Regions from separate parts of the Mus musculus genome. Here regions 1 and 3 are each linked to region 2. A link is a loop called in an ENCODE intact Hi-C map of the cell type or tissue named here. Cell type or tissue: left cerebral cortex. All regions are shown on one strand.

Region 1 (8,000 bases), 67 kb after region 2:
TGGAGGAGCCTCAAGACCCAGCCCCAGGGACCTGGAAGCTCAAAAGTGCTCTAATTCAACAAACATTTATGTTCAGTCTGTGCCTGGCTTTTAGGACGGAAAAACCAGCTACTTGTTCCTCTGACCAGGAGCAGGGTCCAGGGGCTCTTCATGGACAGGCTGCTGTCCCTAATGGGAAGGAGTTGACATATTCCCAGGCAATCTGGCCACCCCCTTTTGAAAGCATTTGGCTTCACATTTCCCTAGAAAACGAGGACTTTTAGGATAAAAAACTAACATCAACAACCAAAAAAAAAAAAAAAAAATTGGACTACTGCATTGCAGTGCGGCTGAAATGCAGGCTGCCCGGCAGAGCATAGGGACTCTCCCAGTGCTTGGCTGCTGCCTCCTCGCCCCCTCAGGCAGCCACTGTGACAGCCCTGAAGCCTAGAGTGGGGGAGAGGGCTCCGGCTCTCAGGCCACTGAGCTCTGGACTGCCCAGGCAGTACTCAGGAGGTAACAGTAGAGACTTAGGTAGGGAGGTAATGTCTGGGGGAGGGGGAGGGGAAGGAGGAGGGGAAGGGGGAGGGGGAACAGACAGGGGTCCAAGCTGGGGGGCAGCTCTGCTACCTACCTTGTGTCCTGTACTCAGAGAACCTCCAGTTAAGACCCATGTATGCCCACTGTGGACACCGTTGAGAGTTAGAGGCCCTCTTAATTCTCTCCGCGGTCTCTCAAAATAAAAAGTGTGTGTGTGTGTGGGGGGGGGGTGTCTTTTCCATCCACCCACTTAGAGCATCCCAGCTTAGAGATTCAAACCGGGGACCATCGGGCTGAAAGGGAGCTAAGAGATCGTCTTCCCCAGGCCCTTTATCCACAGGAGAAGAAGGCAGCTTAGCCAAGGTCACTCAGCTGGGGCAGAGCAGGTTGTAGAGCCCAGAGGGAAGGCAAAAAGGGATGGAAGCCTGTGGAGGGAAACCCAACCTGAGGGCTCTCAGCGGGGGTCAGCGGCTTCCTCCTGACTCACTAATGAAGTCATCCAGTAGCTGCTGTTCAAGGCAGCCAAGGAGGTGATAACAGGCTTTGTGTGGTGTGTCCCCTTCCTCTTGCATGTGCATACATATGTGTGTAAATATATGTATGTATGGGCATAGGGATGTGTACATGTGAATATGAATGTGTGTGTGTGCACGTGCATGTGCACACACATGCAGAGGTGTACACATGGGTAAGTGTTCCAAAGCTCACTCTCCCCCTCCCCCCTCTGCCACACTGAGTTCTAGCACCGCAGATGACACAGGCCAGGGCCTGGCTCAGTCATCCAAGGGCTTCTGCAGCCCCTCCTGGACTTTAGTCCAGGCCCTGCCCCAGGCTTGGACCTTCAGCTTCCATGAGTTGGGATCCTAGGGGAGCACTGGGTATAGAGTGGGAGGGGCAGGTGTGGGCAGGACATACTCAGAGCCCCTTTGCCCTTAAGTTTGCACAATAGCACAAGGCGGCCAGATGCTTGCTTCTTCTCTTGCTGCCTGTCTTCCAACCACAAGCTAGTACCTTAGGAGTTACTTCTGAAAAAAACTGTTTTTATTATTATTTAAGTCATGAGTATGTGTTTTGTCTCTGTGTAAGGGTGCCCACAGGGGGTCAGATGTGTCAGATCCCTCTAGGTCTAGAGTTAGGGTAGTTGTCAGCTGTTTGATTATGGGTGCTGGGAATCTAACTCCAGTCCTCTGAAAGAGCTGTGTCTGCTCGGAACCATCTCTCCAGCACCTCTTGACACTTCTCCTCTCTCCTCACAGCCAATCCAACCCCAAAGCCTGATCCCGCTATTAGCACAGTGCTTCTCAACCTTCCTAAGACTGCACCCCTTAATACAGTTCCTCATGTAGTGGTGATCCACAACCATAAAATTATTTTCATTGCTACTTCATAACTGTAATTTTGCTACGGCTGTGAATCGTAATCTAAACATCTGGTATGCGAATGGTCTTAGGCGACTCTTATGAAAGGGTCGGCCAACCCCACGGGGGTCAAGGTCCACAGGTTGAGAGTCACCGTATTAGCATCTCATGTGTTATGCACAATCTAAGTAATCTGCCTACAATACACTTTCTTCCTCACTGTACTGTTAATATCCGTCCAGCCTCCAAATCAGAGCAAGCCGTTCTTCCTCCAGGAAGCCCCTCTTGATTTCCCTTTTTTGCATAGCACTGTCCCATATTTTTTTTATATCACTGGTTGCACGACAGATATAATGGCATTCGTGTATCTGTGTGTGCGGTCAGTGGCTGGTGTCACCTCTGCATGCAAGCCAAGCACTCTGTGAGGACAATGTCTTGTTCGCTTTTGCTTATCAGTGACTTCTCAGCTAAGCGTTAACCGTAAGTTGCTGGGTAGATGGAGGAATTGGCAGGTAAGTTGAGTCAGGCTCTGTGGACAGAGGCAGGTGGAAGGTTTTTCTAAGAGCTGGCCTGAGTGCAGGGTGCGGTGGCTGGGTCCCCAGCACAGCAGGAAGCTGGCCCATCAGTGGGGGTGGGGGGGGATGCAGACAGCAGAGAGGCCATGGAGTGTTGTCTCCTTGGGTCATGTGACTGGAAATATTAGACCCTGGGAGCAATTAGTTAACTTAATTAGCTCATCTATTTAAGCAGCAGCTAAAGCAACGGGGCCTGAAGACCATTTTGGGAAAGACAGTCAATTATTTGCACCAATGTCACCCTAATTTCCCAGTAAGCTCGGCTGAGACTGGGCAAGGGAAGAGACCTGAACACTCAATTAATTTCCCCGTTTGGAGGCTGGAGTGGAAGGAGGCTGGCAAGAAGCAGGCAGTTCATGCCGGGAAAGTCCCAGTGGCCATCTTACTACTGAGCACTGACCCTTCTGATAAAGACACAGGCTGAGATGTGACCCAAAGAGAGACTGATTTAGTCAAGGTCACCCAGCAAGTCAGAGCCAGTGGCATGCCAGATCCCAGGTCCCTGCCTCCCAGCCCAGGACCTCCACTTCACTGTTGGGTATCACCATGGTGACAGAGTGACAAGGCTCACCTAGGGCAATGTCCAGAAATGAGCACACACCTCTATTCTGGATACTGGGTCCCTGTTTTGTCCAGTGCTTATCCGAAGAGGGGTTGGACATATAGTGATTCTGTTTCTAGACTATGAGGAGAGTAGTTCATAGTTCCTGTTGTTCTCCGCTACAAGGTCAGCAGTCAAAGATGATGAAGTGTTTACTGTGTGCCTATGCTGTGTGGGTGAGGAGGGGAACTGCAAAGAACTCACAATACACAACAGAGCCCTGGACACTGGTGAAGGACAGAACAGAAGGAAGTTCATGAGGTCTGGGTGTTGAGGACGGGAGTGAGGAGCGCTGACTGATTGAATCAGGAAGTAGTGCAGGGGAGTGGGCAGGGCAGAGACTGGGGCAGTACTGGGGCCAGAGGCCTGACCAGGAGGGGCCATGAGGAAGGGCCATGGGGAAGGGGCATGGGGAGGGGCCATGGGGGAAAGGCCAAGGGGAGGGGCCATGGGGAGGGGCCTTCATCAGAGCACATTGGCTGGAGGCTTCTGGGAAAGGGTGATATTAGGGGGTTTTGTTTGTTTGTTCCCCAGTTCGAATGATGCCATTGAGATAATAAACCATATATTATATGCAAAAGATAAGGACATTCTGCACTGGGAAGGGACATATTTCCATGGATTGTTAGTTAAGAGCTTGCATTGCTGGCTTAGGAATCAAAACTCAAAGGAGTGACGGGAAAGAGAGTTAGTCAGCACCTGAGCTCCAAGATGCAGGAGAGAGTCCAGTTAGGGCATGGGTTTCCCTCTAGGATTCAAGAGTTGGTGACCTTCAAAGGCTACGTGTCCCGTTCAGAGCTGCTTCTGAACCCCCACATCCACATGTGCAAGTTCCTGCAGGATGGCTGGTCCCCGAATGCAGTCTAGACCTCTAAACTGGGCATGTCCCAAACCAATTTCATACTCCAGTCTCCCTGTACTCGGGCGACGGACTCCACCACTGCTGCAGGGATACACTCCAGAGTCCCAGAAGTTGCCCTGGATGCCTGGCTCTCCCTTGCTTTCTGATGCAGTTTCTCAGTCAGCAGGGAGCCTTCTTGCCACACCACCCCACTCCCGGCCTTTTTACTGGCATGGCCCTGCCACAGGCCATCTGCTTCACCTTTCCCATCCGAATGCAGTACTGGCTCTCCTCTGTCTGGGGCTCTCTGGCTGTCCCACCTTCCAGTCCAGCCCTGACGTAAGCCTTCGACTGCGCCTTGTTGCTCACCACCTGACCTCCAAGGCCCTTTGAGTTCAGGCCCCTGGCACTGCTTGAGTCCCATTCTGTTCCTTCCCATCCTGTTCCTTCCTACCGTGTGCATGAGGCTGGGGATCTCTGAGTCCCAGTGAGAGGCTGTCTGCCTTGGGCGTGTTCGCAGAGGGCCAGCCTTTCTGCTTCTAAGGAAGCACCCTCAGCCATGGGCTTGCCCTTTCCTGCGGCTCATGGACCGTTCTCTGCTAGTAGGAATTGTGACTTCCGGCATGCCGTTCCCAGGCCTAGGAGAGTGAGTATGTGGTACATAGAGCATCCTCAGGAATGCTTATCCAAAGAGTGTGGGACAGAACGTTCCAGGCTGCATTCTCTGTAGGAAAAACCCAGCTGTACTGGAAGGGGTCATGCAAGCCACGTGTTCTGACCAGCAGATGGCGATAGAGGTCGCCGTGCGTGAGCAGCCCCCACTCCCAACCCCTTTCAGGTGGGCAGGCTTACCTGAAGGGGTCGTCTCTCCCACAACTGCGGGAGGCTGGCATCCTGGCTTCTTACATTCTCTGGAGAGAGGCTCACTGTACAGATCCAGTTTGCTCTCCCTCTTCAAGGCCCCTCTGCCAAACACGGAATCTTCATAGGTGGCCTGGGAATTGCTACTCATGTCTAGGAAAAGCTCTCCTTGGGGAGACATGGCGATGCTGTCTTTTGAGTACAGCTGGTACTGGAGCTATGATGGGAAGACTCTAAAATTGGCAGTATGGTCTTGGACAGTCCCTTCCCTCCCCGGGAGGTGGGTGGCTGTTGGAACCCACGGATCAGGCCTTGAATTCCTTGGGCCCTGACTCTGGAGCCAGGAGCAAGGCAAGTCCTTGGCCTTCTCTGAGCCTCTGTTTTCTCAGCTGTGAAGCCTGGTGCTTATGGACCTGGGGACTGCTGCCCTAGTGGCTCAGTGACTAGGATCGGTGGAAGGAGGGACAACATGATAGCACTGGAGATGGTCACAGTGGCAACTGCAGGAGTTAACACTCTTTGCAGAAATCTTAATTTCTGTGTCTTTCTTTGGGAGGGAAGCACGGGAACTATTGCTTTGTCTGGACAGTCGGGAAGTGAGGAGTGGACCCGGCCAGTGTGTCGTCACCGCTCCCCTTATCCCTCTCCCCTTGCTCAGGGGAAGCCTAGGGATGCTAATTTCCAGCAAGGTTTCCTCTGCTCTGCGTGCAGCAATCCCAAGCTACTTTGCAGGGACCCAGCTGTGGTGTGTTCCTGAGGAGCCTCAGGTGCCTCCGACAGGAAGGAGGACACCTGGGTAGCAACAGGGAGAATGCAGAGTGGGTTTCAGGGTACCCCTTCTGTGAATGATCCCCATCCCTCATCCCCCATCCCTCATTCCATCCAGGAGCTCTGAAAACAAAAGCAGGGGTGTGCTGCTTAGATGCAAGCAACGAGCAGCAGCGCCGTGTATGTGAGAGGGGCTTAGAGCTGCCATCCCATCGGACTGGAAGGGGGAAAGCCACTTTGCTTGTGGTATGTGGACTCAGTTGGGAGTGACCTTGGTCATGAAGGAAGCAAGAATCTCCTACCCCTTCCCTGGCCACTCCTGGGTTGGCCAAGGCATGCGGCTGTGGTTTGGAGCTGGGCTGGTTTGAGCTGGCACCTGAGGCCAACTCGGGGCGAACACAGGTCATAGCCTCGCAGGGGTGAAGCCAGGTGCAGAGTGGGAGAGCTGGTCCTAGTTGCAGTCTACTTTCCCCAGGAAGTCTAGAGCAGAAGTCAGGGACTCAAGAGCCACTAAGTGGCCTGTGATGGCAGCTGAGGAGTTTGTGGCCCAGGGAGAAGCTGAAGGCAGAGGATGGCTTGATTCCTTCACCAGCGGGAGTGAGCACCTATACAGCTTGCCTAAATTCCCTCACACCTCCCATCCCTCAATCCTTAGGCGAATAACCCTGTTTGATAGTGAAACTCCTATGTTGCTGGTGAGAAAGATGCTAGGAGTGGTTTCACTGTCAAGTCCAGTCATGGGTGTGTGGCAGTCTTGGCATTGGATACTCAGCCTCAAGGCTACACTTGCTGAGGATTTTCTGTGCCTGGAGGCCAGACTCAACAGGAAGGCCTCCTGTGGAGAAGACAGAATAAAGGGGATGGAAACAGGTAAGGACAAGGGGAGGGGCAGGGCACTGAGGCTAGCTGCTGGAGGTGTGGCCTACATGGTGAGACTGTGAGGGGAAAGAGCGTGCCCTGCTCTGAGAGAGCAACATGTGTAAAGGTACTGAACAGGGCAGAGCATGGTCCTTTCAGGTCCTGCAGGGCAGTGAAGACATCTGAGCAGGGATGTGGGCCAGGGCAGAACCAGCTGAAACTGGAGAGTGGGAAAAGGATGGGAGGAGCACAGGGAGGAGGGAGAAGGTATAGATATGTACCCAGGCCATGTGGATTAGGGAAGATCAGCATCCGGAATCACAAGGCCCACCTCTGAGCCACCATGACTCCTGAAATAGCCTTGTCTTGCTCCGAAGCCTCCAGAGATGGTCTACATGGATTAAGAGATCAAAGTTGTAAGGTTCATTGTTACCACCCCTGCCAGGGAAGGGAGCCAACTATAGATGCCTTTCTCAGAGGACCTGCCCCATCTGCATAGATGCCACCAATAGAAGTCCACTGTCCCTCCACCCCAGGAAGGGACAGGCCCATGGTGGCAGTCTGTGAACATAACAGGTATTTCTAGAAAGTGTGGACATAGCTTTATAGACGGACTCCATCTCTGCCTCAGACCCTCCTGCCTGGCAGCAGTTTTGAGGAAGGCCCAGGGCATCTTCCAATTCATGTGGTAGTGCCCATTTATCCATCCGAGAATCATCACATTTACCCATTCCCATCCTGAAGGTGTGGGTTCTCCTAAGGCAGGATGCTGTTAGGTACGCTTAGCTAAAGGAAATCCTGCAGTCTAACCTGAATGCAACCTACTGAGCCTCCCTCATTGGTGGAAATCAAAGAGGGGTGCTGTTACCCCCGTGGAGGAGCAGGCCCCTTACACTTCTTCAGCCTGCCCACTCACAGGGAGCAGTTCTCAGATCTGGGGGTGGCATGGGCAGGCATGGGTACGGGAAGACTCCTAGTACTACTTATAGTCTGACCTTGAGCTCTTGACCCCAGGCCACCCTTTCTCTCTGGAGAATGAACACCTGGGAACAGCCTTCCCAGCACTGTGGGCAGCCCCTGTCAGATGTCCAGGGACATGCTCCTGCCCAGCCCTGCTGCATGGAATCCCCAGACCAGCTCTTCTGTAGCCTCGGGCCTACAGCAAGCAGTCACCATTCTAAACTGAGTCGCTAGCCCTACAAAAAGCAGCCATGCTGCCTGCCGGAGCATTACAGCCTGTGAGGACTGGGAGGGAAGGAAGAAGGGGTTGATGGTAGTTTAGTAATTTCCTGTCTCTTCCAGGTATGCCCATGGGAAACACAAAACAACAACAACAACAACAACAACAACAACAACAACAACAACAACACACACACACACACACACACACACACACACACACACACACCTCATCACTTCCTGCATCAGGTCTTGAACTTGATTCCTGTTTGAGTGTACAGAACAGGAGGGAAAGAGAAAGAGGTGTTGCCGCAGAGGGTGGAGCAAGCAAGCCAGTCCAGACGAGCAAAGGTGGGCTGGGCTGGGCTGGGTAAGCTGGACACTCCACTTGGGGACTGGGATGCTGAGGTCTTAGCAGCAGGGGAGTTGGGGACCGAGGG
Region 2 (8,000 bases):
ATGCGCCCTCACCAGCTTTTCTTTGTGTAAGCCTTGTGTATCATGTGTATCTGATATTAGCAGATTTGCTGATATGATAGGAGATAGAACCATCCCCTTCCCAAGTGGGAATCATGGTTTGTTTGTATGTGTTGATACCAAGTCTGAAATGTCAGCTGTGTAAAATGAAATGAACCCTGGGATTGCTTCAGCTTTGCCAGTGCATCCTACCCTGTGCAGTACCAACACTGCACACACTGAAGACATCCAGTTTCAACTCAGGCCACCCGTGTGCCTGACAGAAGCTAAGGTTTTATAAAAAGAACACATTTTACTATGTTAGCTTTGAAGCTTGCTGATACCTTAGAGTAGTGGTTCTTAATGAGTTGGTCACAACCCCTTTGGCAAACCAGTCTCCAAAAATACAATACAAAAATACAAACAGAAGCAAGGTTACAGTTATGAAGTAGCAGTGGAATAAATAACTTTATGGTCAGGAATCACCGCAACCTGAGGAACTGTGTTAAAGAGTCACAGCGTTAGGAAGGCTGAGAACCACTGCCATGGAGGAATGCTGGATAAATGGAGAAAGAAGGTAAAGTAAAATAGCCACTGAGTTTCTACCTTAAGAGGCCCTGCAGGAGAGAGGACTGGAGTTAGCACCTGAGTCAGGAAGACGATGGCAGATTGGGCAGATAGACTAGAGAAGTCTACTAGCTAGACCAGAGAGAGTGAAGTTCCAGTTTTAATGGCGGACAAAACTACAAACCTTCATTCTGTCACTGAGCATGGAATCCCGGATTTTGCCTCAGTTGAAGGTCCACTTGGATTAAGTAGCATGAGCCTATATAAAAATCAAAACACGGAAAGAGAGGGGTTAATAGCTTCTGGTTTGGTAGAATGACTAAGATACATCCAGGCTGCCCACCGCTGAAAGTGGGGTTGTAATCCCAGCACCTAGGATGCTGGGTCAAGAGGACTGTGGGGCCGCAGCCATCCTGGGGGACAAAGTGCAAACAGTGTTGGTGGGTGATTAGTGTGTGATTAGCTGAATAAACAGTATTCATTTCTGTGGCCGTGGTAGAAACTGGGCCTCTCAGCAGGGCCGTACCATAAGTAAAAGTCCCGTGGACTCTATTATCTCCCACCCTAACCAGGCTTCTGCAACAAGCACCTTTCCCCACGAGCCATTGCCAGCCCTGAGGCCTTGTGCAATGGATATTTGGCAGACTTAGAAGACCTGCTTGTGTCTTGGGATGGACATGGAGAAGTTTTTGGTGCCCATGGATGTTTTACTGGGCCCAGTCCTGCCTAGGGTTGTTCATGTAATTTGACTCTTAATAGATTCCTATATACATGAAACAGGAGGTGTATTGGACAGCAGGTATTTTAAATGGGCACAAAGCATGAAGCCAGAGCTGAGCAGTAGTAGCTGACATAAGCTAGTCAGCATATATTAAAATGTTCTGTTGAGCTGGGATGAAACTCGGGAAAACCACTTGCCAAGGACCAGAGAGAGGCCTTAGGTTTGGTTTCCAGAAACATCAGAAGAAAAGGTTTCCTTCTGCCACAATGCTGCAGAAATAGAATCTGGAATATTGCTTGTTGAAGAGTTTCGGAAGAGAGCATTGAAGACCCCATCGTCAGCATGTTATGGGCTGGCTGCATTTGGAGCCATCCTTCCTCAACGTGACTGAAACACCGGAGTTTATGGCTTCTCCCCGTTTGGGCCTTCTGTCCTCAGTCCTTTGCCTGTGGCCCAAGTTTCTCAACTTCGAGAGATTTCATGTGTAACTTGTAAAGAAAATGCTGCTTAAAACATTCTAAGCAAAACGCAATGCTGTTGTAAATCCATTTTTAAGCTATAATCAATTTGTAAGGTATTTGCAGACTTTGTAAACAAATTTCATGTATAAATAGCACATACAAATGTTCCTGCACGTTTTCATCAGTATAGATGAGACGTGTCAAGCCAGCCAGCAGCAGAAGTAATAATCCCACTCCAGGTTGGAGTTCTGAGAAAAAGGGTAGAGGGCTGTGGTGGGTGAGGTCGTGTGTGGTGAATGTTTGAATAACCTGCTTTCAACAGGGATGGCATTAGTGACATCCTATGGTCTGTTTCAGGTGAGTAGAGACCACAGGGCTGTTGTACAGAAAGGCTGTTTTATAGAAACATAGTTACCTTACACACTTACCTTCCAGTGTAAGGTGGACCATCGGTTTGCTAGTCCCTGGCAAGCCTCATGCTAGAGGTAGAACAGTGCTGAGCTGCCCTGCCGGTGCTTTCCCATCTGCTCTGCTGTGAGCGTACTGGACTGGACAAACGATCGGGGCTGCTGGTCTGACAGCAAACGATAAAAGGAGAAATGTGCATCTAATTTTAGCCTACATCATAACCATGTGTATTCATTATACTTTGAAATTGATATGGGATGAGGGCCTATGCAGGCTCTTAAGTGCTCTCTAGGCAATGACCATGAGCATAGTCGACTGGGGAAGTGGAGGGGTGTCATTAAAGGTAGTCCCAGGTGCCTGGGAGTTGTTTGGTGTTTCCAAGCCAGTCAAAACTTGCAAGGCACCCTAAGCTCTCAGACAAGTGCTAGTCACCTATAGCTTTCCTGCTGCAATTGAAAGTGTACTTCCCATGCTCAAGGTGGTGGTCACTTAGCGCCAAACTCAAACCAAGTGTAAGGAGCAAGTGGTGCAGCATGTGGAACCCAAAGATTAACAGTCCTTCCTAGCAGGGCCAACTTTGGGACTGGGTCTATTCTAAGAACATTTTGCTCTGTCCCACTTCTTGCCTAGGACTTCCTGCAGGTTCCAGAGAAATAAGAATATTGTCCATGAGGTTTGGTGAGCCTGCTTCATCTGAGTATGGTGGGCATATGCCCTAGGGTTCAACCTACAGGTACCGGCCAACCATTGTGTGTATGGTCCTGGTGTGAGGAGACTTTCAGAGAAGAATCTAGTGGTCACATGTAAGTCTTGAAATGGCCGCCCTCTGTGTTGAACGAATGCCTCCTGCTCTGATTCCATTGCCTCACTGATGCTGAGAATACATGCCCAGTACTGTTGCCATGGCTACTCACAGGCAGGAAGCAAGTAAGTCCTGGGTACCAGCTTTTAGTAGTTGTCATGCCTTGGAAAACTGACATAGGTCATGGAGGCTTTTAGGCTCCTGCTTATCTCATTGCTCTGTTTCTATCACTACATCCTCCCCTCTCCATCCATTGAACAAGCAAACGCAAACAGGACTTTTCACTGAATCAAGTGGAGTAGTGTCGGGAAATAAAGGGTAGGGGGTGGGGGTGGGGGTGGCTGAGGCTGGAGAAGGGATGAGGTAGTGAATCTGATAAAGCTCTTTGCCCAACTGCTCATTTCTCAGAATGACAGCCTGTCTTCTGTCTGCTACTCCAGCGGTGGCCACCAGATAGTGCTATTTTGTTTCCTTGAGTGTTATGGAGCCTTTTGGTATTTTTCTGGGTTCATCCTGTTTAGGGGCCAAAAGCAGAAAAACACTAGTTTGGGCAACTTTCAATAAGATCAGCAGTTTTAAAGGCTCCAGGACTTTCTAGGGGAGAAAATACTGTGCACTGGATCAGTTCATTGCTTTGTTGCAGCAAGATGTCTGCACACGGAAGTTAGAGTTCATTTGAGAGTAAAGTCTGACATGGTGGGGAAGCCACAGCAGCAGCAGTAGCTGGAGGTCAGGCTGCATCTGTATTTGATTCAGCAATCTAGAGAAGCTGCTCACAGATTTGCCTCCAAGTGATTCTACTCCCTGTCAAGTTGATGATAGTTCTAACTTAGGGTAGGTTTATGTACTGACCCCAGGGAGAGCAAAGGTGAGAGAAAGAGGTCTTCTTGCTGTGGGTGGCTGGCTTTGGTTGGGCTGGTGTGCTCGCGGGAAACCTCACTGTTCTTCCCCCAGAACCGTCTTCACTGGAAGAGGATTGAGGGCAGTGGGCACTTAGCTGAATCCAAATCTGCTGGGTCTTAGGGATGCAAACAGGAGATGATGACTTTCTTTCTGCCGGCCAGCCTGTAGAGTGAGCCCGGGGAAGCCATTGCTAAGAACGGTAACACTAAGAACTGGGGTAGAACTATGTGCAGCAAGACACCAGCTCTCAGGCTGCTTTTTACTTCATATTTCTATTGTGTCTCAACAAAGTTTTGTTGCATTTGCATGTGAGTGCATGAGTTGAGGGGTCAGGGCAATGTGGGGGAGTTGGTTCTGCCATGTAGGTCCAGGGGTCCAATGCTGGTTGTCAGGCACAACAGCAAAACCATAAACCCACTGTCTCATTGGCCACTGTTGAGTTTTTAGAAAAACACTTTTGTATCACTGCCGAGCAGACATGATTCTTACAGATTTACATGCGATTAATACTTGTAATACAAAGTATTTGTAGGTAAGGTAGGATATTTTTTAAAATTTATTTTCTTCCTGTATGGGTGTTCTTCCTGCATGTGTGTCTGTGCGCCATGTGTCTGGGACTGGAGTTGCAGACAGTTGTGAACCATCATGGGTGCTGGGGATTGCACCTGTGTCCTGTGGACGAGCAATCAGTGGTCCTAATCACTGAGCCATCTCTCTCCAGCTCCAGAGTGGGTCATTAAAAACAAAAAAGTGTGAGTGTGGGCACCAGAGAAGACCTGTCTGGGCCTGGAGTTCCAGGCAGCCATGAGCCCCCTCACACAGGGATGCTGGGAATGGAACTCAGTTCTCTGGAAGAGTAAATACGTGCTCACAGAGTCATCCACCCTTCCAGCCCTGGGGATTTTTAAAGATGCCTGTGAGAATGTATGCCACATGTGGGCGGTGCTTTCAGGAGCTAGGAAAGGAAGTAGAATCTCCTGCCAGCTGTAAGCTGGCTAGTGTGTCTGCTGGGAGATGCCGGGTCCTCTGGAAGAGCAGGATGAACCCTTAGCCACTGAGCCTTCTCTTCAGGCCCAAGGATGGGATTTTGATGGCAAAAATTATGCCCTTAATCATGAACTTTATACAGTTCGGACTGAACATGTCTGTCTTCTACATCTGCCAGAAACTTGGATAGCACTCCAGTGTTCTGATGTGGAAGGCCATCTCTTAAGAATCTTCTTTTTTTTTTTTCCTTTAACAGCAACCACAGTTACTTCTACTTAGAATCTAATGCAGTGAAGCCATTTGGCAGCGTGCGCGATTGGAGAAGAGTAGGCTGTTTTCCAGCTTTTGAAGAAGTCGCAGGAAACTTTTAGCGCACAACAGAAGAGGGCAGCAGAGGGCAGGACTGAGTTACTTTCCTAGTTCCCAGGGCTGGAGCTGGGTCCACAGGAGGGAAGGCGGGGTAGACTGAGGTGCTCAAGGTCACTACAATCCTTAGCTCTAAGTTGGACACCAGGATCTGTCTTCTATAGTGTGGCACCGGGAGGAGGATTGGGTTGTAGGATTAAGATGAAAGGTCAGGGTTTGAATTTGTATTTCACCAATTGCTAGAAATCAGCTGCTAAGCTAACGACGCCAGCTGTGTGTGTGCCCAGCAGGTTAAGCATCTCCTGTATTTTCGGTTGGGGGGGGGGGAACGACAGCTGCACTGATTCATGAACTCTTACAAAACATGGTTTAGCATTGGAGGTGCTGTGCATATAGATCTTAGTTTCCTTGCTCATTCATTGTGTTTTGTTTTTGAAACTGGTTTTCTCTGTGTATGTAGCTCTGGCCATTCTGGAACTCGCTGTGTAGACCAAACTGGCCATGAACTCAGATCTGCTTGCCTCTGCCTCCCGAGTGCTGGGATTATGTGTACCACCATGTCTAGGTCTTGAGTTCTTGCTGTACTAGACATAATGGAACTTAGAAGAAAGAACAAAGCTTTGAAAGGCAAAACATTGAATTGACAGGAACTGTGTCACTGTTAAACTAGCTGTGTGACCTTGCTAAGGAAGGATTCAGGCCTACACACAAAATGAGATTGGTATCCAAGATCCTCAGGGGGACGCTGGAAATGATGGCACATGCCTGGCATCCAGGTTCTTAGAGGCTTTGGCAGGAAGATTGCAACTTTGAGCTCCCATTCAGCTACACATAGAAAGCTGCCTAAGAGTATCCAGAAAGTCTATAAAAAAGCCTTCCCGGCTACACAGTCTATCTGCTTCTCCCCCTGTCAGGTTGGCTCCCTTAAGTACCGTTTTAGATCAGATGCATTGACAGTGGGTGGTGCCAGGGCTTGGCTCAGGAGGAGTCTGATACTGAGAGTGGATGCCAACCTTCCGGGTAGCAGGAGTAGAGGAGGGTGGAAATGGTCTCACCAGCTAGCTCAAGTACTCATAAAGGGGTGGCAGGGGCGTGATGTGGATTTGGGGAAGGCTGAGGAAGAGGCGTTTGAAACGGCATTTGTGGTGGTAATGAGAGGAAGCTAGTACAACGTGTAGAGTGTGGGACAGTCTGTGCCGTGGCTACTTTGTATCAACTTAAAGTCCTCATGACTTTCAATGAGGTTGTCTTGGTTTTCAGGTGAGGAAATTGAGAATCAATTGATAAGGCTAAATTGGCCAGCCCTGGACCAAAAGGACGTTGGCACAAAAGAATCATGAGTATTACTAGGCTAGCCTGGGATACACTGTGAGACTGCCTCAAACAAAAAGAACCAGAGGTTGGGAAAGGCCACCCAGCTGGTACACAGAGGTAGCAAGAGAACCCTGATCCAGATCCTGGCATTCTGCTGGGCACTGGGGTTCCTTCCCCACCCCTCGATGGGTAAGGCTTACAAAAGCTTTTCTCTTAGGGAACATTTTTTTTTCCTTAAGCTGGATGAGCATTTTATTCTAGCTGGAAATGTAGTTCAAGAGACCCTATAAGGCCCAGGTGTCTTGCTTCAGAGGGTAGGTAGGTCACATGCTGCCCTTGGGGCTATGGCAGGGGAGTGGCAGCCCTGCTCTGCCACTCAGCTTCCAGACACCTTCACCACTGTGAACAAAGTGCCTGGGGCTGTGCCTGGGCCCGTTTTTTTTTTTTTGGTTATCGAGTTTTCGGCAAAAAGTAACTCAATCTAAGAAAATCAGAAGCCCTGTAAGGAACAGAAGTGTCCAAGCAAAAGTCTACCTGGGAAGGGACCCTTAGTACCATGCAGGTTGGGTCCCAGTAGGCCACTCTCGTGTCAGAATCTTCCTGGGTCACGAGCACCTGGTCTGCTCCACACCCAGGTAAGAGACCTACCTTGCAGGCTGCCGTGCTGCTGAGCCTGAGCTGCACACATAGCCGTAGAAATACAGTGTCCCGGCTGTGGGGAGGAGCAGAGGGCCAGCCCAGGGTGTTCCAACCTTAATCTTCCCCCAGCCAGTAGTCTCTGGGCTTCTAGATTCACTGACATTCCTCTGCAAAGACAACTTCTCTGAGGCAAATTATGTGGAGAGTTCTAAGACTTAGTGACCTACTGGATCTAGACCAGATCTAGAAGTAGTCATGATGTTGCCTGGCACTTATGGAACAATTCCTAAACGTCCGTGCTTACCGGTTCCCATCACTTCTAAATGAACCCAGGGCCTCACAGACTGAGAGGTGAGCTGAGATTCAAACTCACACATCAGACTACAGAACTGAAACTGGTGAGCGTCCTCTCCTCCCCGAAGCCCACACTGCCTGTGGCCGTTTTGATTTAGTTAGTGGGTTTTAGAGAGAGGGTTGCGCTCTGTAACCCGGGTTGGGATGGAGCTTACTTAAGTGTAGCTCAGGGCTGGTCTTGAACTCCAAGAAATCCTCCCACCTCACTGGGCAAAACGCTAGGATTACAAGAACAGCGCCATTCCTGGCTTTTGATCTGTCAGTGTTGGGGGCTCAAGGCCAAGGTTTATTAGTTCCTAGAGAAGTGCTACATCATAGGGCTCCATCTCCTTCCGCGTAGGACATCTTTTTAGAGGCCATCGGGGGAGGGGCCTCACAAGCTCTTCAGTCTAACTCCAGAGTTGTCCTAAACTTAATGCCTTCAGTGCCTTTGATTCAGTTGCCTTTCCAAGAAAAATCAAGGATCTGGTGTGTGAATTCT
Region 3 (8,000 bases), 190 kb after region 2:
GTCAGTCTTCTTGCTTTGAATTTTGGAGTGCTCTAGGGTTTTGTCCTTCTCTGGAGTTATTTTCCTGGTAACTTCATCCAATCCCATGGTTTTAGAGATGATCTGTTTGTTTCCTGACATCCAAGTTTAGAAATCCCACCTGGACCTTTAACTTTGAACTCTAGACGTACATACTCATGCTCTCTTAACATTTCCATGTAAAGCTATGTCAGTTGAGCCCAGTAAGCTCACACGTCTAAACCTGGCAGCAGAGGCCTGCTCTTCTTCTGCCAGACTTGTTCTTGCTTTAGCATTCTCCATCACAGCTATGAGGCTCTACTCTTAGAAATGACTTAGCCCTCGTGTCCACCTTCACGTCTTTCTTCATACTCTATCCAAACTGACAGTAAATCTAGGTGGTTCTAATTTCAAAATGTATCCTGAATGTAACTCCTCAGACTCTTTCTGCTCTCAGCTTGGTCCTAAAGCTTCCTTCACTTTTCCTGTATTATGGAGCCAGACTCCTACCTGATGTATCCCCTCAGAGTACGTTCTTCAATATGGCAGCAGAATCTATAAAACATATGTACACACATCACTCAGGTGTGATAAAACCTGCACCAGAGACCCACATCTGCAAATCAAGACTGAAGCTGTCACAGTGACATCGTCCATTCGTCTGCCCTTTTGTTCATTCTGCCAAGGCCACACTTGTGTTTTCAGTCCTCAAACACGCAAGGCACACCTGCCTCAGGGTCTTTGTGGCTGCAGTTCTTTCTGCTTTCACCCTACTGTCACTCCTATGTTCAATATAGCTTCTCACGTCCCATCCCTTATGCCCAAATCCTGTTTTGTCAACACAGTCTAGCTTGACTGCCCTATTTATTCCGTGAAGCTCCTGTCAACACAACACTTTTCCTCTCAATTCTGTCTTTTTCCAATGCACTTAGCACCTATTTAAGTATGTATTCACTGCAGGTCTCTCTTATTGGAAAGTAAATTCTACAAGAACAGGGCTTTTTCTCATTGTATCCTCAGAATCTAGAAAAATGCCTGACCACAAATGGTGCATAAGAGCATTAGAGAAAGAACAGGAAGATCCCAACCAAAGGGAAGCAGCACAGAGTACCAAGTGTACTTAGTGGTCAGCATTAGAGATACTTCTGGGGCTTTGATTTCTTTTTTCTTTTGTTTTTGTTTTGTATGAGACAGGGTTTCTCTGTGTAGCCTGGCTATCCTGGAACTCACTCTGTAGACCAGAATGGCCTCGAACTCAGAGATCCACCTGCCTCTGCCTCCCGAGTGCTGGGTGCCACCGTGCCCGACTTTGATTTCTTGTTAACGTTCAGAACTAAGCCTTGCCAGCAAAGTTAAGTTGTACTCTTGTTCACTTTGTTGGAAAGCACGTATATTAGATTGTTTACCTCTTTTAGAGCACGCTGCCAACAGATCTCTCCACTAGCAGGCTAACAGTTATCTAGAACAGGTCGATACCTCAAATTCACAAATTAAGGATGCTTTAAAGATTGGCTGTTGGTTCAATCTCTTAGTTCCGTTCGGGATTAAGATAGCTCCACTGCGCACGTAGAGGGCAAAGTTTCAGTGAATTTGTTCAGATTGACTATCACCTGATTCTCCTAAAACGTCTTCAGGGAATTACAGGTGGGGGTGGACTTGCCTAACCAAAGAACGTTAATTCTTACTTCCTGACCAAGATAGACACTGGCCTATGTGAAGGGACTCTTACCCACTGAGCAGCCTTCAAGTTCTGAAGGTCCTTCACTCAAGGAGGTCAAAGCTGCTAACAAGTCAATTCAAACATGGAACCAGCTAGTTAGAAAATCCAAATGGCAGGGTTATGGCAAAGAACGTAAGCCATATTTTCAGGTCTGTGTTACTACTGTCTCTAAAAAGGTTCCCTGATGCAAGCCACAGGATCACCTAGAGATTTCATGTCTCCAAGTAACTAGCATCTTCAGGCCTTAGTTTTTCCTTCCTTTCCTTTCCTTTCTTTTATTATATATTTTCTTTATTTACATTTCAAATGTTATCCCCTTTCCTAATTTCCCCTCTGAAAATCCCCTATCCTCTCCCCCTTTTCCTTGCTCCCCAACCCACCCACTCCCGCTTCCTGGCCCTGTCATTCCCCTATACTGGGGCATAGAGCCTTCACAGGACCAAGGGCCTCTCCTCCCATTGATGACCAACTAGGCCATCCTCAGCTACATATGCAGCTAGAGCCATGAGTCTTTCCGTGTGCTTTGATTGGTGGTTTAGTCCCCAGGAGCTCTGGGGCTACTGGTTAGTTCATATTGTTGTTCCTTCTAGGGGGCTGCAAACCCCATCAGCTCCTTGGGTACTTTCTCTAGCTCCTTCATTGAGGACCCTGTGCTCTGTCTAATGGATGACTGTGAGCATACACTTCTGTATTAGTCAGGCACTGGCAGAGCCTCTCAGGAGACAGCTATATCAGGCTCCTGTCAGCAAGCTCTTGTTGGCATCTGCAATAGTATCTAGGTTCTGTGGTTGTTTGTGGGATGGATCCCCAGGTGGAGCAGTCTCTGGATAGTCATGCCTTTAGTCTCTGCTCAGAACTTTGTCTCTGTAACTCCTTCCATGGGTATTTTGTTCCCCCTTCTAAGAAGGATCAAAGTATCTACACTTTGGTCTTCCTTCTTCTTGAGTTTCATGTGTTTTACAAATTGTATCTTTGGTATTCTGAGTTTCTGGGCTAATATCCACTTATAAGTGAGTGCATATCATGTGTGTTCTTTTGTGATTGGGTTACCTCGCTCAGGATGATATCCTCCAGATCCATCCATTTGTCTAAGAATTTCATGAATTCATTGGTTTTAATAGCTGAGTAGTACTCCATTGTGTAAATGTACCACATTTTCTGTATCCATTCCTCTGTTGAGGGACATCTGGGTTCTTTCCAGCTTCTGGCTATTATACATAAGGCTACTATGAACATAGTAGAGCATATGTCCTTATTACAAGTTGTAGCATCTTCTGGGTATATGCCCAGGAGTAATATTGCTGAATCTTCCAGTAGAACTATGTCCAATTTTCTGAGGAATCACCAAACTGATTTCCAGACTTGCAATCTGATTACCAGCTTGCAATCCCACCAGCAATGGAGGAGTGTTCCTCTATCTAACCATCCAGTGAAAAGAAGACAGCATTTTCAACAAATGTTGGTGGCTCAACCGGCAGTTAGCATGTAGAAGAATTCAAACTGATCCATTCTTATCTCCTTGTATAAAGCTCAAGTCTAAGTGGATCAAGGAACGCCACATAAAACCAGAGACACTGAAACTTATAGAGGAGAAAGTGAGAAAGAGCCTCGAAGATATGGGCACAGGGGAAAAACTCCTGAATAGAACAGCAATGGCTTGTGCTGTAAGATCAAGAATTGACAAATGGGACTTCATAAAATTGCAAAGCTTCTGTAAGGCAAAGGACACTGTCAATGAGACAAAACAGCAACGAACAGATTGGGAAAAGATCTTTACCAATCCTAAATCAGATAGGGGGCTAATAACCAACATATATAAAGAACTCAAGAAGTTGGACTCCAGAAAACCAAATAACCCTATTAAAAATGGGGTACAGAGCTAAGCAAAGAATTTTTAACTGAGGAATACTAAATGGCTGAGAAGCACCTAAAAAAATGTTCAACATCCTTAATCATCAGGGAAATGCAAATCAAAACAACCCTGAGATTCTACCTCACAGCAGTCAGAATGGCTAAGATCAAAAACTCAGGTATCAGCAGATGCTGGCTGTGGAGGCCTTAGTTTTCTTAACTATGAGAGTAGGTTCTTGAACCAAGTTACCTCTGAATTATCTTGTAACTCATGATACAAAAAGTTACAAGGGAAATGTCTTTACTGTACTGAATAAGCTTCTTCAACAAGTCCCGTAGAACAAAAGCAATCTGTCTTTGGTTCTGCCTGCTTCTTTTTAGGGCATGACTCTGCTTGCTCACTAAAGTCTTTTCTGCTGACTACTTGTGCCCTCTAGTGATAAAGTCAATGATACAACAGGATTGGGCTGGGAAACCTACTGCCGCCCACAACAGCAGATGAGGAAAAACAAGCAAACTTCATGTCAAGGAAAAGACAGGCCAGAAATGAAGGCAGGAACAGATGGAAAGGATCCAAGCACTGTTCCTCTGGCTGCTCTGTCCAGAGCGGATACTCTAGGGTGACCCCACCACAGTAGCCACTGACACTCTGGCCTGCCCCCACCACAACAGCCGTTCAGACCTTTGTTGCAGTTTAGCTTTGCTTAGGTTTAGCTACTTATAGTCAGACTGTCTTGAAAATATTAAGTGGAAATTCCAGACTAGTCAACTCATACATTTTAAAACGTGTGTGTTAAAATCTCACACAATCCTGCTCTGTCCTGCCTTCTTAGCAATCAGCTCAACTTCAAAGGCATCAAGATTCCAGTGCCTGTGCTCCAGTCACCCTTATTTTACTAAGTGATATCCTGCAATATAAGAGTAATGATGTTCATTTTATTCAGTATACAGCTACAAATATTCCATTTTATTGCTGCTTATCTTGACCAACTTGTCGGCTAAAATCAGAGGTGCACAAGAGAAAGCACAGCACAGAACGTACAGCTCTACTTTCAATTTTAGGCAGCCCTGGGGGTTTTAGGCATTCATTCCCCATGGATGGAGAGGGACTGCTCTATAGAAAACATCACGCACACTCTGGAATACAGGCATTCATATTAACATTTTAATCCAGGGGTTTCTGACTTAGTAAGACAAGGTATCTAAAGATTTCCAGAGACTACCTGTTACCTAATGCAGCTATGAAACTGAACTGTTTAAACAAGGAGGAACTAAGCTTTCAGGTTACACAGTCTTTGGCAGTTTCTCTAGCTGGTGGATTTACCAGTGGAGTTGGTTGTGACCATTTATTTACTTATTAAGCAAGGTCTGTAGACTTCTTATTGTATTCTTTACAGACACAAGAACAATAACATGTGACTGTCTTCTTCATCATCTACTCTGTGCATGAGAAAACATCTGCACTGTTCTTGGCTATGAATTTCATGTAAATAAATCTTGGTTACAATTTCATCAGTACTTAAAAGAGGGGATGGAACCGGGCGTGGTGGCGCACACCTTTAATCCCAGCACTCGGGAGGCAGAAGCAGGTGGATTTCTGAGTTCGAGGCCAGCCTGGTCTACAAAGTGAGTTCCAGGACAGCCAGGGTTACACAGAGAAACCCTGTCTCAAAAAAACCATAAAAAAAAAAAAAAAGAGGGGATGGATTTTAGTGACATCAGCAGAGCTCAGGTCACACAGATGGCCTTCTTAGCCATACGGTGCTACTGGCAGGTGGCCAGACACTAAGGGATCTTCCTAAATATTTAAAAAGAGAGGAAAGAATCATATAGACTGAGAATCATCTTGCTCTAATCCCAAGTGGAGACATATGGTAGAGATAATAACTACTGAAGTTTCTTTCTTAAAATTAAATATCACTGAATGTGTCCATATAACACTATGGTGAAAAATCAGAAAAATGGTCTTATTTTGCATCAAAGAATTGGCTGAAAATGGACAACAGAAAACTTTATGAGGGATGAAGGTTACATACCCTGTCAGGTGGCAGTTACCCTGGTAGGTATAGGTCAAGATTCCTTACATGGTACATTTTACATTTACATATTTTATTAGCTATAAATGACATTTCAGTTGACAAACAGATGTCAGAGTCTTGGGGCGGAGGTCACCTTTAAAGACAATAAGTATTGCCAATAGAGAAGGAGAGAAGAGCTGGTACAGCCTCAATAGTAGATACAGTTTCACTGAACCAAAGCCAAGGAGGGAAGAACTGCCCTGGCTTTTCAGCAATATCCACACTGATTAGCAACAGGGCGACCTCAATAGCAAGTCCCCCTTTTTGACTAGCACAGTGGATGCTGTGGAGCCCAGTCAACTTTACTGCTTAATGGAGGGACAATATGTTATAGGAAAGAGAGAGAGAGAGTGTGGTTCTAAGAGTAATTAGATACTACTGACTATCTTTAGGTAGGGTCGTAACAATTTATTCTGGGTCATTACTAAGTATTTCTTCTGTGAGCCCATATGGGAAATGCTGACTAGAATTAGCAAAGAGTGAGCTAGGAAGGAGACTGGACACCAAGTAATGGAATATGCAAACACAAGACTATTAAAGGCAGCCTCACCTAGGCTGACTCAGCAGTAGCCTTTCCTTTGCAGAACTCCAGGTAGAGCAGGGAAATGGCACCTCTTGGCAAGTGCTTGGGCCAACCCTAGTGTCAGTGGTTTGACTATGCTTGGCCCAGGGAGTGGCACTATTAGGAGGTGTGGCCTTGTTGGAGGAAGTGCATCACTGTGGGGGTGGGCTTTGAGACCTCCTTGTAGCTGCCTGGAGGCAGTCTGCTCTTGGCTTCCTTCAGATAAAGATCTAGAATTCTCAGCTCCTCCAGCACCATGTCTGCCTGCACACTGCCATACTTCTTGCCATGATGCAAATGGACTGAATCTCAGATCCTGTAAGTCAGCCCCAATGAAATATTGTCCTTTATAAAAGTTGCCTTGGGCATGGTGTCTCTTCCCAGCAGTGTAAACTAAGACACCTAGATATCCAGCTAGAGGTACTGTTTGCTTAGATTAACACTGGAGTCTACCTGATATATGGGAAACACTAGTAGATGCCACAAATGATTGGATAAATGGGATATTCTTTACCTGACAAATAACTTTTGTGTCAAGCCTTAGTAGCCCATGCTTTTCTACACAGATCAGAAAGTCTTCTCCATGGATTTAATTCAACAGTCTTAAAATGAAATGCTCTAAGAGGAAATTTCCTAAAAGAAATTCTCTAAGCGCTATATCAAGATCACTTTTAATTCTTCTTACTTCATGTACCCTAGGCTAAGATTTTCCAGTGCCAAGAAGTTTACTACAGAGAGAGATTTTTTTTTTTTTTTTTTACTGGCAAAAGATGTTCTATGACAACACAATCTGCCTTGTAATTCCTAGGATCTAAATGGCCTGTACTAACTCTATGGGGATTCTGGGCCTTTCCAGTGCTTTGTAATCTATTACTCAGATTCTTGGTTTAAGCACAATTTCCCAAAGGAACCTTTCTGCCTCTTTTTAAAGGCCTTTCCAAATCCCTTAAAGAAGAAAGTTGCTGGCATACATGCAGTCTCTCTCTCTCTGTCTCTCTCTCTCTCTGCCTCTCTCTCTGCCTCTCTCTCTCTCTCTCTCTCTCTCTCTCTCTCTCTCACACACACACACACATACACACACACAATTTTTCTGTGTATTTTGAAACAACATAATTTATCTTTGTAACATAGCCTCAACATCAATCAAGGAAGACAATTCTTACTTATATTATTATTAATTAGCCTTCCCCCTCCCATTTGAGACAAGGTCTCTCTCTCTATATAGCCTATTCTGGCCTTAAATTTGCCATATAGGAGCTAGTGAATGGCTTAAATGGTAAAGTAGATCTGTTCAGATTCTTAGTATCTAAAAAGGTCAGACACAGCACTGTATGCCTATAATCTCTGCACTTGAGGTGGGGTAGAATTCAGGAGGATTCATAAAATTTGCTAACCAGCTCTCTAAAGTAATTAATGAGCTTCATGTTCAGTGAGAAATCCTTTTGCAAATGATTAAAGGTGGAAGGCTTTGGTCTTCTCCATTTAGATCCTAGGAATTACAAGGCAGATTTTGTTGTTATAGAACATCTTTTCTGCAGGTCTCCATGGAGCCTGTGCACACATATGCAAATGTATCCACACCTATCCCCAACATAGGAACACACACACACGCACACACACACACGCACACGCACACCCCAAAAGTAAGAAACTTGTGCTCTTCCTACCACAGACTCATAAAGGATTATAAGCACATGCCACCATACAACTACTGTTTGGGATCTTAACTATTTAGGTAGAACAATGATGATTTACTACTTATGGCTATATCGGTAAAATGAGCTAGCTGATT

Evidence for each region. A loop is a pair of places that touch in the nucleus more often than their neighbours do. Peaks named below come from ENCODE experiments on the same cell type or tissue, not always from the same donor. Only the 100,000 strongest peaks of a DNase experiment are listed, where the experiment ranks them.
Region 1: a loop joins it to region 2, with 2.0 times the contacts of the local background. A loop is called at or near these places in 4 of 42 quality-filtered maps.
Region 3: it touches region 2 in a loop (3-fold over the local background); 12 of 42 quality-filtered maps call a loop at or near these places.

The regions. Positions count from the first base shown.
Region 1 is chr1:134,700,417-134,708,416 of GRCm38, forward strand. It overlaps a transcript of Syt2 not described here. Among named protein-coding and RNA genes, the nearest start is that of Syt2, 4.9 kb to the right of the region's middle. In left cerebral cortex, a CTCF peak has its summit at 4,673 (motif pointing right); DNase peaks (open chromatin) are centred at 428, 4,702 and 4,970; H3K27ac peaks cover 1,128 bases.
Region 2 is chr1:134,633,478-134,641,477 of GRCm38, forward strand. No RefSeq gene overlaps it. Among named protein-coding and RNA genes, the nearest start is that of Syt2, 72 kb to the right of the region's middle. In left cerebral cortex, CTCF peaks have their summits at 3,408 (motif pointing right) and 5,228 (motif pointing right); DNase peaks (open chromatin) are centred at 2,382, 3,062, 3,416, 4,794 and 2 more places; H3K27ac peaks cover 241 bases.
Region 3 is chr1:134,825,749-134,833,748 of GRCm38, forward strand. The region is part of intron 18 of Ppp1r12b (protein phosphatase 1, regulatory subunit 12B); the gene reads right to left. Among named protein-coding and RNA genes, the nearest start is that of Gm32670, 55 kb to the left of the region's middle. In left cerebral cortex, a CTCF peak has its summit at 4,009 (motif pointing left); a DNase peak (open chromatin) is centred at 4,013.